Linked DNA regions of Homo sapiens: regions 2, 3, 4 and 5 are each linked to region 1. Evidence: chromatin contacts called from ENCODE Hi-C or POLR2A ChIA-PET data. All regions are on one chromosome and are shown on one strand. Each heading gives the region's core, a stretch centred on a gene start or an enhancer-like site at or near the end of the contact. The rest is flanking DNA. Distances are from core to core; before and after follow the strand shown. Region 1 holds the start of PSMB8-AS1 (PSMB8 antisense RNA 1). Region 2 holds the start of EHMT2 (euchromatic histone lysine methyltransferase 2). Region 3 holds the start of NEU1 (neuraminidase 1). Region 4 holds the start of ZBTB9 (zinc finger and BTB domain containing 9). Region 5 holds the start of PPT2 (palmitoyl-protein thioesterase 2).

Evidence for each region. Hi-C counts contacts between places; a loop is a spot of excess contacts on that map. ChIA-PET counts read pairs that join two places held with the same protein, here RNA polymerase II (POLR2A). Pooled maps may share reads with other maps.
Region 2: a loop to region 1 is called in a map of naive thymus-derived CD4-positive, alpha-beta T cell, with 3 times the contacts of the local background. The contact joins the promoter of EHMT2 here to the promoter of PSMB8-AS1 in region 1. A Hi-C loop is called at or near these places in 1 of 168 maps with a recorded cell type or tissue (naive thymus-derived CD4-positive, alpha-beta T cell), 1 of 37 single-sample maps with no recorded cell type and 5 of 50 pooled maps. POLR2A ChIA-PET finds 5 or more read pairs at or near these places in 2 of 52 experiments (GM12878 and activated B cell).
Region 3: a pooled map shows a loop between it and region 1 (17-fold over the local background). The contact joins the promoter of NEU1 here to the promoter of PSMB8-AS1 in region 1. A Hi-C loop is called at or near these places in 1 of 37 single-sample maps with no recorded cell type and 7 of 50 pooled maps. POLR2A ChIA-PET finds 5 or more read pairs at or near these places in 3 of 52 experiments (Panc1, activated T-cell and naive thymus-derived CD4-positive, alpha-beta T cell).
Region 4: a loop to region 1 is called in a pooled map, with 16 times the contacts of the local background. The contact joins the promoter of ZBTB9 here to the promoter of PSMB8-AS1 in region 1. A Hi-C loop is called at or near these places in 6 of 50 pooled maps. POLR2A ChIA-PET finds 5 or more read pairs at or near these places in 2 of 52 experiments (MCF 10A and activated naive CD4-positive, alpha-beta T cell).
Region 5: a loop to region 1 is called in a pooled map, with 5 times the contacts of the local background. The contact joins the promoter of PPT2 here to the promoter of PSMB8-AS1 in region 1. A Hi-C loop is called at or near these places in 2 of 50 pooled maps. POLR2A ChIA-PET finds 5 or more read pairs at or near these places in 4 of 52 experiments (A673, activated CD4-positive, alpha-beta T cell, activated naive CD4-positive, alpha-beta T cell and 1 more).

Annotation. Positions count from the first base shown.
Region 1 is chr6:32,842,836-32,845,535 of GRCh38, reverse strand. It overlaps PSMB8-AS1 (PSMB8 antisense RNA 1), which reads right to left and starts at 1,450. Exons shown (of 2, transcript NR_037176.1): 1 at 1,262-1,450; 2 at 1-118. It overlaps PSMB8 (proteasome 20S subunit beta 8), which reads left to right and starts at 1,489. Exons shown (of 6, transcript NM_148919.4): 1 at 1,489-1,686; 2 at 2,447-2,594. The coding sequence starts at 1,540. It overlaps TAP1 (transporter 1, ATP binding cassette subfamily B member), which reads left to right. Exons shown (of 11, transcript NM_000593.6): 11 at 1-327.
Region 2 is chr6:31,896,434-31,899,133 of GRCh38, reverse strand. EHMT2 (euchromatic histone lysine methyltransferase 2) reads left to right here and starts at 1,436. Exons shown (of 28, transcript NM_006709.5): 1 at 1,436-1,498; 2 at 2,145-2,211; 3 at 2,310-2,528; 4 at 2,618-2,700. The coding sequence starts at 1,457. It also overlaps a transcript of C2 not described here. RefSeq lists enhancers at 919-1,513, 1,597-2,293.
Region 3 is chr6:31,861,488-31,864,187 of GRCh38, reverse strand. It overlaps NEU1 (neuraminidase 1), which reads left to right and starts at 1,367. Exons shown (of 6, transcript NM_000434.4): 1 at 1,367-1,570; 2 at 1,997-2,189. The coding sequence starts at 1,412. It overlaps SLC44A4 (solute carrier family 44 member 4), which reads left to right. Exons shown (of 21, transcript NM_025257.3): 21 at 440-996. The coding sequence ends at 561. RefSeq lists enhancers at 1-560, 561-1,186.
Region 4 is chr6:33,453,131-33,455,830 of GRCh38, reverse strand. It overlaps ZBTB9 (zinc finger and BTB domain containing 9), which reads right to left and starts at 1,255. Exons shown (of 2, transcript NM_152735.4): 1 at 1,056-1,255; 2 at 1-801. The coding sequence starts at 730. SYNGAP1 (synaptic Ras GTPase activating protein 1) reads right to left here. Exons shown (of 19, transcript NM_006772.3): 19 at 2,142-2,700. SYNGAP1-AS1 (SYNGAP1 antisense RNA 1) reads left to right here and starts at 1,426. Exons shown (of 3, transcript NR_174954.1): 1 at 1,426-1,561.
Region 5 is chr6:32,152,722-32,155,421 of GRCh38, reverse strand. PPT2 (palmitoyl-protein thioesterase 2) reads right to left here and starts at 1,281. Exons shown (of 9, transcript NM_005155.7): 1 at 1,018-1,281; 2 at 645-835; 3 at 239-392. The coding sequence starts at 827. It overlaps PPT2-EGFL8 (PPT2-EGFL8 readthrough (NMD candidate)), which reads right to left and starts at 1,423. Exons shown (of 16, transcript NR_037861.1): 1 at 1,018-1,423; 2 at 645-835; 3 at 239-392. LOC100507547 (a long non-coding RNA gene) reads left to right here and starts at 1,057. Exons shown (of 3, transcript NR_037172.1): 1 at 1,057-1,133; 2 at 1,586-1,685; 3 at 2,250-2,620. It also overlaps a transcript of PRRT1 not described here.

The DNA of each region.
Region 1 (2,700 bases), core at 201-2,700:
CTCTCTGTGGTGGAGAACCACAGCTGCAGAGTAGGCAGCTGCCTCCAGGATGAGTTACTTGAAATTTGCCTTGAGTGTGTTACCTCCTTTCCAAGCTCCTCGTGATAATGCAGACTTCCTGGAGTACAAACACAGGATTTGTAATTCCTTACTGTAACGGAGTTTAGAGCCAGGGCTGATGCTTTGGTGTGGCCAGCACTCTGAAACTGAGAAATGTTCAGAATGTACGGAAAGATGATCAGCTATTTTCAACATAACTGAAGGCATATGCTGGCCCATAAACACCCTGTAGGTTCTTGATATTTATAATAAAATTGGTGTTTTGTACTGTGGTTTCTTATGTTTCCGGCACACCAAACGGCCCACTGCCTTTTGCAGCGCACTTTTCAGCTGCGGATGTCTCCTCTTTTATCATCCTCAATGTTTTACCCCCTAACTGCATCACCTTTTCCCTTAAGCTTTTTAATTCCTATGAGGCCCCTTCCACTTCCCCTATCCCCTTAGGCCCACCCCCAAGAATGTGCAAGACCCCAGCCACAGGGCCCATCAGGGCACTAGCGGCCGCAGCTCAGAGCCGTGGCCTCTCCGAAGTGGCAGATGGGGCGGGCGCGGCCAGAGCAAGTGCCAGGCGGGAACAGAGGGACTGGGCGCGCCTCACAACTCACCACCTCGCCCGCTGGTCCTTCCTGGCTCGCCTGGCTCTGAAGCTGCACCTGGAGGGGAAACCTCAGAACAGTAGGCGGGATTGCCTAGTAAATATCTCCCATTCAGGGAGGCCCAGGTCGTGTGACGTCGACAGTTGCTGGGTAGATGAGGCCAACACAGGTTGCAAGAAGAGGCGGGGTTTAGAGGCGTGAAACTCCGCAGTGCTCAGCCAAGCAGGGAGCAACGCTAGGAAGGGCGGGCAGAAAGGGCACGCTCTTGTGGGTGACTACAGGTTAGGAGACCGTTGAACCTGGAGGGGCCCTAGGATGGACCCCGTGGAAAGATTCAGAGACTGCGCCCTCTCCCTGGCGCCGCCTTCCCCTACACGCGGCGGGTATATTCTGTTGCAGTTGGCCCAGGACCTGTTTCCAAGACTCTGCCCCCTCGCACTTCCGTCCCTCCTGGTTTTGTAAAGTGATGCTCATAGGAACCCCCACCCCGCGTGACACTACTCCCAGCTCCTGGCTGACTTCTAGTCTTCTGGTTGAAGCTGCGCCTTTAGATGACACGACCCTACCCACCCCTGTTTCCAGCGGATGCCCGGGCCTGGAGGTACCTCTTACTGTAACCCATCGCCAAGTGGGCTTTTGAAGGCGCCTGTTCCTTTCTCGCTTTCTTCGGAAGACCCTTGACCCATCATTCCCCCGACCCCCATAACGGGAGAGCAGAGAAGCCGGTCCCCAGTGTGATGGTCCTGGTCCAGGCACTAACTGTCCTTTTCTCGGAAAAGGCAGGGGGATGTGGAAAAGAGTCTTGTTCCCTCCCCTTCGATCTGTGGCTTTCGCTTTCACTTCCTCCTCCGAGAGCGGACAGATCTCTGGGTGCTGGGCGGTCATGGCGCTACTAGATGTATGCGGAGCCCCCCGAGGGCAGCGGCCGGAATCGGCTCTCCCGGTTGCGGGAAGCGGGCGTCGCTCGGACCCAGGACACTACAGTTTCTCTATGCGATCTCCAGAGCTCGCTTTACCCCGGGGAATGCAGGTCGGGGCAGTAGGGAAGCCCCTAGGGATGCAGGGAGGCGGGCGCTGAGGAGTGGAGGGTCGCCTGAGAGGAGGAGGCGAGAGCGGGAGCGCGGGGTACAGGGTCGGGGGTAGCCTTCAGTCCCGGAGAGCGCCAGACCCAAAGAAGAGGCCACATGGGGATGGGGCCTGAGAGGAGGAAGTGCAAGTTAGGACAAAGAGTTACAGGTGAGGTGGGGGCTCCCAAAGGAAGACAAGAGAACTTTCCTGCCCTTGTCCACACACAAATGGTGGAGCCTTTTTCATGGGGTTATCACATGATATAGGAGGTGTGTGGTGTCTTGGGAAACCTATGAAATTTGCCTGCTGGCCTCCTCTCAGCAACTCACTGTTGCGCGACTTAGAACAAGTCACTTAGTCTAGGTCCCAAGCCCCTCTTCTGTAAAGTGAGGATACTGTTACTAAACGTGTTTTGTGAGGGTTGAATGCTTTATGCATGGAAGAAACCCTTTAAGTCACTCTCAAAATTTTTTAGTAATGGTAACATGTGCTTGCTTTCATTTCTGTTGTGCTGGAAAATGGAAAAGGTTGATACTGGCATGCCTCTTCTTTTCCTTCTCCCAAGCCATTTCCTTCTAGAGATTGGTTATTAACTGTTTCATTTATTGATGGTTAGATCATTTCTGCATATCTCCTCACCCTCATACTCCCTAAAACCTTTTCCTGGAGCCTCTTACTACAGAATTTTTCATTGCCTTTCTCAACCTCTTTTCTCTTATCAGCCCACAGAATTCTTCCAGTCCCTGGGTGGGGACGGAGAAAGGAACGTTCAGATTGAGATGGCCCATGGCACCACCACGCTCGCCTTCAAGTTCCAGCATGGAGTGATTGCAGCAGTGGATTCTCGGGCCTCAGCTGGGTCCTACATTAGTGAGTGTATACGCTCCAGCAGGCAGAATCTGGGGAGCTGGGCTCTCCTTTCCACAGGAGGCCAACTCTGCAACAAAGTGGAAGTGGATATTGATTTAGGACACAC
Region 2 (2,700 bases), core at 187-2,686, 950 kb after region 1:
GGGGTTTTAGTTTTTCTGCTTTTGTTTTCCACAAAATAAAAAACAAAAAAAAACTTTTTTTTTTCCTTTACACTCTGGCAACTGCGTGTACATGACTATCCTGCCCTAGACAGCCTCTCCCTGTGATGCTGCGTTCTTAATACCTAGAGGTCACAACTCTGCATATCCCTTGCCTGAAGGAGCCCAGCCCTAAACATGGGAGAGGAGTGTGACAAGTGAGCTCCTCTGGTCAGGGACTCCCCCAAGTCCCCACCCCCAGCCCTCCACCAGTTCTGCAATCTCAACACTTAGCCAGGTACCTCACAGTACAAGTGATTGGCAGTCGTGGGGATGCACATGAACTCTATTTGAGGGACTTAGGATCAGTGCTAGGGATGAGCTACAGGTGGCCAACCTGCCCACGGAAATTGTAAGCAGGAGTCTGTTTGGTCATATTTTGTCTGGGGTAAATAGGTCATGTCTTCAGGAAAGCTAAAAAAAAAAAAAAAAAGCTAAGTTTGGATTAAGGTGCAGGGAAAACTACAATTCCCAGAAAGCTCTGGAATAGTTAACCAAAGAGAACTACAGTTCCCAGAAGGCCTTTAATTGGCCTCAGGTGCCCCACCTGCCTGTGTCAAATACTGCGTGTGAAATCATACAGATCTTTTCCAAACTCGACCAAAACGTAATACCTAAAGGGATGGTACCCTAAATACAGCTATCGAGATTGTCTATCTTGGTGTATATCATTTATACTTAAATTGTCCGCTGGGCTATGACCCACGGAGTACCTGACTGTGCTTATGAAGTGTTCGGCAAAAAAGGTTTACTTACTGCAGTGTCACCAGTCAGTAATGACGTTCGGGCCGCTGGGCTTACCTGGATCCCTAGTGCGTGTGAAGGTGTAACACGCCTGATATAAACAGAAGAGACATTTAGCCACAGGTTTTCAGAAGGGCACGCTGCTCCAGGGGACATGAAGCAGCATGCTAGAACCAGCCAAGAATAAAGGTGTCCTCCGCGTCCCTATCGCCCCTTCGTGCTCGTTAGAAAGAGCAAAAAGGCGAGGCCAAAACTGAGGCCAAGCCTTCTATCTGGTAACCCAAAAACTAGAAAGGCAGAAAAGCAACCAGAGGCGGGAAAAGCCCAACCAGGCCAGAGGAAATACAGCCGCTGCCGAGAGCCGAGAAGTTCAGAAGCTCCGCTTGTTACCTAAAACCAGATGGGGACAGAGACGCCACACCTGGGCCCAGGCGTGTCTCGCCCTCGGTCCCTGCAGAACTGAGGCCAGGAATGACAGGAATTCTCCCTTGCAGCTCCCAGCTTAGGACAGTCACAGCCATCTCCGAGGCCGCTCTCAGGGGAAAATGGCCAAAAAGCATGTAGCGGCTCCTTTAAGGCTCCTCCTCGCCCTCCCTCCCTCGCCCACGTGACCCGGGGCGGCCGCGCGCCGGCTCGGCCCCCAGCGCAAGCGGCGATGGCGGCGGCGGCGGGAGCTGCAGCGGCGGCGGCCGCCGAGGTGCGGAAGGGGAGGGGGAGAGGCGGGTGCATGCCCGCGCGCGCGCCCGGGGGAAGCGCGCGCCCGTGCAATGCTCCGGGGGTGCAACGGGGCCGGGGGGCCCGGGCGGGACTTGCAGCAATCCAGGGGGCCAGCACCGGGGGCGGATGAGGGGACCAGGGTGTGGGAGGTGGGGGGAGTGGGCACGGAGGCGCGCGTGCAGCCGCCGGCTGCCCCTGAGTGGGCGACGGGCGCCGGGGCCCCAGGAGCACGCGTGAGGGGCACGAGGGGCCGTCCACCGGGCTGGGGGGCAGCGGGTGCTGGAGGGGTTGGTGCCCGGGGTCCCCGCGGCCTGGGGGACAAAGGGGGAGCGGCGCGTGCAGCCGGGAGGAGGGGGCGGGGCCGGGGCGCGGAGGCCCCGCCCCCTCCCCCTCCTCTTCTCTCGGCCCCAGAGATGCGGGGTCTACCGAGAGGGAGGGGGTTGATGCGGGCCCGGGGGAGGGGTCGTGCGGCCCCTCCGGGCAGCCGAGGCCGCGGAAGGGGGGGGCCCCACAGAGGAAGAGGTAGGCCCCGGAGCCTACTCTCTCTTCCCAGGGCCCAGGCATCCTGGACCCCCCAACTCTCTACTGGGCTGACCAGCCCTCCTGTCCCTTGTCTCCCCTCCCAGGGGGAGGCCCCCGCTGAGATGGGGGCGCTGCTGCTGGAGAAGGAAACCAGAGGAGCCACCGAGAGAGGTGAGTGCAGCTAAAACGGGCCCCAATTGGACCGTCACCTTCCCTAAACACAGGATCTCCTGAGCCCTTAGCTCTGAACTTTTTCTCTTCCTCTACAGTTCATGGCTCTTTGGGGGACACCCCTCGTAGTGAAGAAACCCTGCCCAAGGCCACCCCCGACTCCCTGGAGCCTGCTGGCCCCTCATCTCCAGCCTCTGTCACTGTCACTGTTGGTGATGAGGGGGCTGACACCCCTGTAGGGGCTACACCACTCATTGGGGATGAATCTGAGAATCTTGAGGGAGATGGGGACCTCCGTGGGGGCCGGATCCTGCTGGGTGAGAGGCTGGGTAGCCTGGGGGGTTGGTGGGAAATTTCTGACTCTTGCCTTCTTTCTTATCTTGCCTTTTGCTTGCCTGTTTTCTAGGCCATGCCACAAAGTCATTCCCCTCTTCCCCCAGCAAGGGGGGTTCCTGTCCTAGCCGGGCCAAGATGTCAATGACAGGGGCG
Region 3 (2,700 bases), core at 118-2,617, 980 kb after region 1:
CAGGAGAATCGCTTGAACTCAGGAGGCGGAGGTTGCAGCGAGCCGAGATTGCGCTACTGCACTTCAGCTTGGGCGACAGCAAGACTCCGTCTCAAAACAAAGAAAAAAGATTAAAAAAAAAAAAGAGCCATTAGAGAGACTTCCCAGCAGGTGGCTGTAGCGGCAGGGGATTTTCTTACTCTACAGCATGCATCCATTCAGGGTTTGCCAGTCTCCTCCTAAGCGACTGACATGCATTTTTTCCGCTAATTCTTATCATCGCTCTATGCAACATAATATTCCCGACCCCACTTCACAGGAGGAAACTGAGATTACATAACCTGCCCGGGGGTAAGGGTGGTGGTGCAGCTTGGATTCCAAATCCCGCAGGCAGCTTGCCTCCCAGTCCCCGATTTCCTGGCCCCAGGGTCCGCTCTAACCGGTCTCTGTTGCGGCTCAGTGGAAGACCTGGAGCGGAACAACGGCTCCCTGGACCGGCCCTACTACATGTCCAAGAGCCTTCTAAAGATTCTGGGCAAGAAGAACGAGGCGCCCCCGGACAACAAGAAGAGGAAGAAGTGACAGCTCCGGCCCTGATCCAGGACTGCACCCCACCCCCACCGTCCAGCCATCCAACCTCACTTCGCCTTACAGGTCTCCATTTTGTGGTAAAAAAAGGTTTTAGGCCAGGCGCCGTGGCTCACGCCTGTAATCCAACACTTTGAGAGGCTGAGGCGGGCGGATCACCTGAGTCAGGAGTTCGAGACCAGCCTGGCCAACATGGTGAAACCTCCGTCTCTATTAAAAATACAAAAATTAGCCGAGAGTGGTGGCATGCACCTGTCATCCCAGCTACTCGGGAGGCTGAGGCAGGAGAATCGCTTGAACCCGGGAGGCAGAGGTTGCAGTGAGCCGAGATCGCGCCACTGCACTCCAACCTGGGTGACAGACTCTGTCTCCAAAACAAAACAAACAAACAAAAAGATTTTATTAAAGATATTTTGTTAACTCAGTAAATCTGTGACTCATTCTCTCCACGACGACAGGCGGCCTTTTTTTTTCCGCGCCCGGCTCTTTAAAATCGGCCCCGCCCCTGTGACGTGTCCTGGTGCCGCGGCCAATCAAAAAGCCCAATAAGGATGGTGCCAGTCCCTTCTTCACCCCAGCCAGTCCGCTTCCCGTTCGGGTCACGCGCTCCGGGCCTCCAAGAGGGCCTCCAAGAGGGCCAATCGGAAGGGCAAGCTTCGAGATGCTGCGTGATCACGTGGGAGGAGATGAGCTACTTGAAGACCAATTAGAGTCCGGGAAGCGCGGCGGGGCCTCCAGACCGGGGCGGGCTTAAGGGTGACATCTGCGCTTTAAAGGGTCCGGGTCAGCTGACTCCCGACTCTGTGGAGTCTAGCTGCCAGGGTCGCGGCAGCTGCGGGGAGAGATGACTGGGGAGCGACCCAGCACGGCGCTCCCGGACAGACGCTGGGGGCCGCGGATTCTGGGCTTCTGGGGAGGCTGTAGGGTTTGGGTGTTTGCCGCGATCTTCCTGCTGCTGTCTCTGGCAGCCTCCTGGTCCAAGGCTGAGAACGACTTCGGTCTGGTGAGTCACCCTTTGCATAGCCCCATCCCCGACCCGCGCAGGTGATCGACACCTAGTGTCCCCCGGAACGCGGGCGGCTGAGCCGACTTTCCGCGACAGGACCCTTTTCTTTCTCCCAGACCCCGTTTCCTCCTACCGCTCCCAGCCCCTCTCCCTCTCCGGGTCCCCGTCCTTCTCCTCATTCGAGCCCCTTCCTCTTTTGGGGTCCCCTTCCCTCCCTGAAGGCGCCTTCTCCTTTCGTAGACCCTCCCCTGCTCCGAGCCTCCAGCTTCGCTCCAAACTCCCCTTCGTGTTCCTCTTTCTTGTTCTGGGACCCCATCCCCTACTCGGGATCCCCATTAGATCCTCCCTCTCCCATCGGAACGTGGGTTCCTAAAACCCCCAAGACAAGTTTGTCTTTGTTGACCCTTCCTCCTCCCATGACAGGTGCAGCCGCTGGTGACCATGGAGCAACTGCTGTGGGTGAGCGGGAGACAGATCGGCTCAGTGGACACCTTCCGCATCCCGCTCATCACAGCCACTCCGCGGGGCACTCTTCTCGCCTTTGCTGAGGCGAGGAAAATGTCCTCATCCGATGAGGGGGCCAAGTTCATCGCCCTGCGGAGGTCCATGGACCAGGGTATAAAGATGTCTGGGTGAAAGAGCCGGTGCTAGGTTGGATGGGTGGGCAGCCCAATGAGCCCAAGGGCCCTGAGGATAGGGGAACTTAGAGGGTTGGTTGCCTGAGTCCCTGAGGGGTAGAGGGAACCCGAGAAGGGCAAGTGTCTAGGACAGTGATCTGGAAATTGGGATCACCAAGGAGTTGGACATTCACTTAGCAAACATTTATTGGGTACTATATACCTATACCAGGCACTATTTTAGGTTTCATGAATATAGCCACGAACAAAACAGATCAAAAATCTCTGCCCTCAGGATTTAAATTGTACTGGAAGGAGACAGACAAGCATAATAAACAAGTAAACTTTTTTGTCTGTTGCAAGGTGATAAATGCAATGGAGAAAAATAAAACAGGACAAGAGGTATAGATAGTGCAAGTGTTGGATTGCACCCTGGGACCATCGGAAGGCCTGAGGTCCCTAGCAGAAGGTGGGAAATTAACGGGAAGTGGTAGAAAGGGTACCTGCAGA
Region 4 (2,700 bases), core at 6-2,505, 610 kb before region 1:
AAACCCCTGATACTCTCTGGGGCTGAGGAGTCTGAGAGAGTGTGGCTGACCCCTGGTCCTCATCATCATCATCTTCCTCCTCCTCCTCTTCTTCTTCCACCTGAATTTGCAGCACTTCTCCCAGTTCACTTCCCTCCCCTCCCACAGGGCTCTCAGTGGAAGCAGGGCTTTCAGTAGAAGCAGAGGACTGTACTGGGGTCTGGAAAGGCGAAGAGCGAATGCACCAGCCTCCTGTAGAGGATGTAGTGGAAAGAAGGGCATGGTAGGAGTTTCCTCCACGGGCTGAAATTCCACCACCTGAAGTTTCTAATTCTCTAAGAATTTCTGAGCACTGATCTACTACCTGCCACATTTGAAGGCCACTGGCCACAAGGAGATGAGCAGGAAGAGCATCCAGTGGCAGGCGGAGACGCCCTGAATAAATGAGCTGGAGCAGCCCCTCGAAGGCATCGGCTTCAATGACACTCGGTAGAGTGAGACGAGGCGCATCCCCCAGAAGCAGCTTGTCATGGAAGTAAGGAGAGGCAGCAGCTAACACTGCTTTATGAGCCCTAAGTTCCCGGCCCTGCACCAGGAGGGACACATCACAGAACTTTCCCTCTAGCCTGTGGCGGTTCAGAGATTCCAGCAGAGACGAGCTATGCTGTGGGAACTCGATCTGGATTGTCCGTGGGGCTGGGTTGCAGGTCGGGGAGGCGGGTACAGGCGGCAAAGGTGTTGGGGTTTCCATGGCCTCCTCGAAGGTGACAAGAATTGGGAAGAGGAGAAGGGCTTGGGGGTAGACTCCACGCGGGATGAAGGCTGCAGAGGAAAAAGATGGAGGTCACAGAAGCCCTGGATAAAGGGAGCCACATCTTCTCAAACAACCCCCTCCCCACGAGCAATAACTGGAAACTTTTAAGTCAGTGGCGGTTTCTGCAAATCAGTCCCGCACACCAAGAAAGCAAAAACAAACAACAACAACAACCACCACCACTAAACACCAACAGGGGTTTTAACTTCCAGCCCCTGTGGAAGATAAGAAGGAGGTCCTTCAGCCACCAGCCTGCCTTCACCTGCCCAGAACAGCTCCTGCCCCGCCGCTCCGTTCCGCCTCACAGTGCCCACAGAGGTCTGCTCCCGGGAAGCCGCGGTCACCCGGACACCGCGAGTCCCGGCCCGATTGTCCTTCCCGCCGACACGCCCCCGCCGTTACACACGCGGCGCTGCCCTCGCAGTTACAGTGCCGCTACAGCTCCGTCCCAGACCGGAAGCCGCCGCCTCCCCGCCGGACACCGTCGCCAAGTGCGGCGGGCGGAGCTAGAGCCGTAGCCAATCGAGGAACGGCAGCCTACAAGCCTCGTGTTGATTGGCTACTGCAGACGAGGAGGGCGGTGCTAGTAGGAGGGCACAGGCCCAGGGTGTCCTCGCAACGGGCGTCCCGGGGAGCTGCTGAAGTCCTCCCCGCTGCAGAGGACCGAGAGGCAGGGCCCGGGAGAGAACAGCCCGGTCGGAGGGGGTGGGCCGTCAGCCGCCCCGGAAAGCTGCGTTTCCCGGTGATTAAGTGTAGCACCCGCCCCCGGTAGGTCCTGAGAGGGGCGAGATTAGTTGGGTACTTACCATGTGGGCCTGGCACTTGCCCACATCACTTTGTGTCTTCCCACCGGCCCTGCGAGGGTGGGGGTTGCCGTCCTCAGTTTCCAGGCGGGGGAAACGGGCTGGAAGCGTCACTCAGCTAATAGTAGTGGACCTGGGACTGGAACTCAGATTTGCTAAGGAACCAGGCAGGTTCTTTCCTGTTTTCTGCACGGGAGCATTTTAACCAGCAATTAAAGAAACCTTATTTCTAGGTAATTTTTAAAAGAGATAAATGTGGATATATACATGAACTCTTTTATCAGATAACGCCGCTGTTCCTGGCCTCGGACTAAGTGACACAGTGGTGAGGGGAGAGTTAGATTGGAGAAGTTTGGCCGGTGCAAAACTCCTGCTCTAAAATATAAAAAATCTCATTGGGAGGGGAGAGTGACATTCTATGAGGAGAGTGTGGCATCAGGTGGGGATATACGGTTTTCCTCTCAGGCTGTCAGCTTCCTTTCAGAAAGCAGATCTTACCACCGTACAGGTCTGGAGAGCCCTGCCTAAGAAAGTCGGCACAGCGATAAAAGAACAATCTCCGTTTATTAAACATGTTTTTTTCTGTTTCACCACACACTCCAGAAAAAAAGGAAATGGGGCTGGGAGTGGAGAAAAGGGGACAGTGAGGGGGGATAGATAAGGCTGGGAGTGGGGTGGGGAGGGAGAACGAGAAAACAAAATAAAACAGGTAGGAAGAGCAACTCCCTACCCTTGAGGTGGTGGGTGGGGAGGGAAGCAGAGGGGCGGGGGGGGAGGGGGCCAGGAAGCTCTGTACAGAAGGGTTGCCCCCAGCCCACACACACACACCCCGGATATGTACAGTACAAACCCCAGATAATTACAACAGCCAAAGAAGAGAGAAGGAAGGTTGGGGAGGGTCCAGGGGTAGGGCCTGAGGTGGGGAAAGGGCACAGGGATAAAATTTCACATATTTACAACTTTTATATAAGTATAAATTTGGCCCCGGCTGGGTGTATGTGTAGGGGGATGGGACTGAAGGGGAACTGTCCATACAAAAGAAAGAGGAGTAGAGTCTAGGAGAGTCTCAATACCAAACGCAAAAGGATGAAGGGGGCAAGGCTG
Region 5 (2,700 bases), core at 32-2,531, 690 kb after region 1:
CTTATGTCCAAGAACCATGGGTAACAGGAAGCAAAAGGGCAGCAGTGTAGGGAGCCTCCCTCCCATTCAAGACAGAGATGAGACCCAGGTGCTGAGGGAAGTCAGAAAGGAAGGGCTCAGGTACCAGGGTTGTGCCTGGAGCAATGTGGTTCAGAAAAAGGGACGCTAGGAAGTGTCCCTCAGATAAGGATCAAGCCTCAGATAGGGCTTAGGAGTTAGGGGCAGGGGAGTCGCCTACCCTGCGAGTAGCAGATGAGATGCACCCCTTGAGGGGCCTTTGCCATGATGGGGACCACAGCCTCTCGGAACCCTTGCACCTGTTCCCACAGGGGTCGCAAGCTCTCTCTCCCATCGAAGAGATCGAGCACTGTCACCACAGTCCCGGGGTGTGTCTGTGGGAAGGGGGCAATGCAGCCACCGGGGATAGGCTAAGAAGCTCCCACACGCCACCCCCTGGCCCGCGTCCACAGGTCTATTGTACCCTGCTAGAACCAGGGATCCCGTCCCCCAACTCTCCCCCACGCCAGCACCAGCTCCCTGAGGAACTGGGCAGGCCCAGAGGGGTGGCTTTCAGTTCCCCGCTCTCCCTCCCCTGCCACAGTAGACGCCTCTAACGCCCTGCACCCAGGTGTCCCCTGCCAGACCTCATTGATGTATTCCAGCAGGTGGCGGAAGCTGTACGAGCTGTCGAAGAGCCCATGCACCACGATGACCGGCTTGTAGGACGCGCGGTGGGGCGCGGGGGCTGCAAGCAGCAGCAGCGGCAGGAAAGGCAACAGAAGCAGGACCCACGCCGCGGGGAGCCGCTGCCCGCAGAGCCCCAGCATGCTCCCGCCTGAGAAAGGGGTGATAAGGGCATGTGAGGGAGATGGCAACACCCTCCTCCCTCGGAACAGACGCCCGGCAATCAAGCCACCTCCTCTCGCTCCCACACCAGGTCCGTGTCACAAAATAGCCTACTTTTAACTTACTCCAGCCCTCTCCCTACAAACACACCCCCCCACCACGTTGACGCACCAACGCGCACCCGAAGTCCCGCCTCCAACTCAGCGTTCGGGGGACTTGTTCTCTAGGTCCAGGATCTTCCTAATGCATCGCCTCAGCCATGAACAACGCGGAGTTCTTTAATACCCGTGAGCAGCAGCCCAGGCCCCTTGAAGAGTGCAGACTCCCACCTGGCCTGGGTCCGTAGGCCTCGCTCCACCCGCTGTTTACTTATCCCAAGTCTGGAACCCACGGTGGCGGGGGGAAGGGTGAGGAAAGAGAGCGCAGGGGAATGACGGATGGGAGGGGGAAGGGCGGGCTGCTTGGGGTCGCGCAAATCCGTCACGTCCGGGGCTTTCTCTGGCAACCGCGCGAGCGTTCCCCGCAACACAGACCCAGGACAGGAGGGGCAATGGAATATTCCATTGCGCCCTAGGTGCTGGGGAGGAAACAGGCGGAGCGATCCATTTAGGCCAGTGGGGAGAGGAAAAAGCAGCAAACATATTCTGGGAATGGAAAGAAGGCCTCTCCAGGCTTCGTTGCCCCCAGCGACCCAAAAGTCCGATTTCCCCGCCTTGATTCTCCCCACTTCCCAATACAGGCGTCTGGCTCCGCAGCAGAACACGAAGTTTGCATTCCCCAAGGGGCGGCCAGGGGGCGGACCAGGGAAAGGTAGTCCTCTGCATTTTGCCGTGTGCTGGGTGAGTGGCAGGGTGGCCTGGAGGGCTGATGCCAGCCCGGGCGTGCCCCTCAACACCCACCCCACCCCACCCTCCAGTCCGCCCCAGGTCAGCGACTTACAACTCTTCATTCTGAAGTGCGTGTAGTGCCCTTGTCTCCAGAGACGCAGAGAGTCCTCGAGGCCCCTTGAGCTAAGTGCAGCCTGGCCCAGTTTCTCCTGCCCTACTCTACTCCCCTCCCTATAAGCGACCCACCCTCAAGGGGCGGAGGGCGCGTAGGGATGCGCTGACTCATGCCCGCGTAATTTCGACCAGTCTTTCAACCTGAACGACCCCCAGAATCTGGCTGTCTGAGTTATCTGTGGGTGGCTCCCTACCGAAACCCCCAGGCGCCCCACCTCTCCGCCTGTGACCCCTAACCGACACCCTAGTGCCTCAGGGCTTTTACTTGCTAGGGCTTTTACTTAGCATTTAAAGACGTTTCTCTAGAGATAAGGATTTCTCAGCATGTCTGAGCCCCTCTCTCTGTTTACAAGGTCATTGCTTGGTCTAAATTTGTCTCAATCAAAACATTTTTGCGCTCAGAATGGTGTAGAGTGACGATGAGGTGGCGGTAAGGGGTTGAGCGCTCACGCGAACGCCTAAGTGACCAGAACGACTGGTGTGAAGCCGTGATCTGACTCTGTGGAGCCTGGGACTGGTTTCAGCGAGAGCCTCTGTACTGCTCTGTAGTCTCTGCTAGGACATGGACGAAAAGGGACGCAGCCGGGAGAGCGACTGCCCCAGGTGGGGGCTGGGGGGACGTAAGGGAAGAATAATAATTATCTGGCTGTGTTTTTGTTTAAAAAAAAAAAAAAACTGGTGTAAATCTCCATAGACTTCCTATCCTCGCTCCCTTCACCCACCCACGCGCTCCCAAGATGCAATAAGCAAATAAAAAGACTAATAACGCTGTACTGCAGGTCGACTCAGGAGCTGGAGATGCGTCTTGGTGGGAGGTGGTGGGTGGGAGTAGGGGGGTTTAGGGAATGGATCT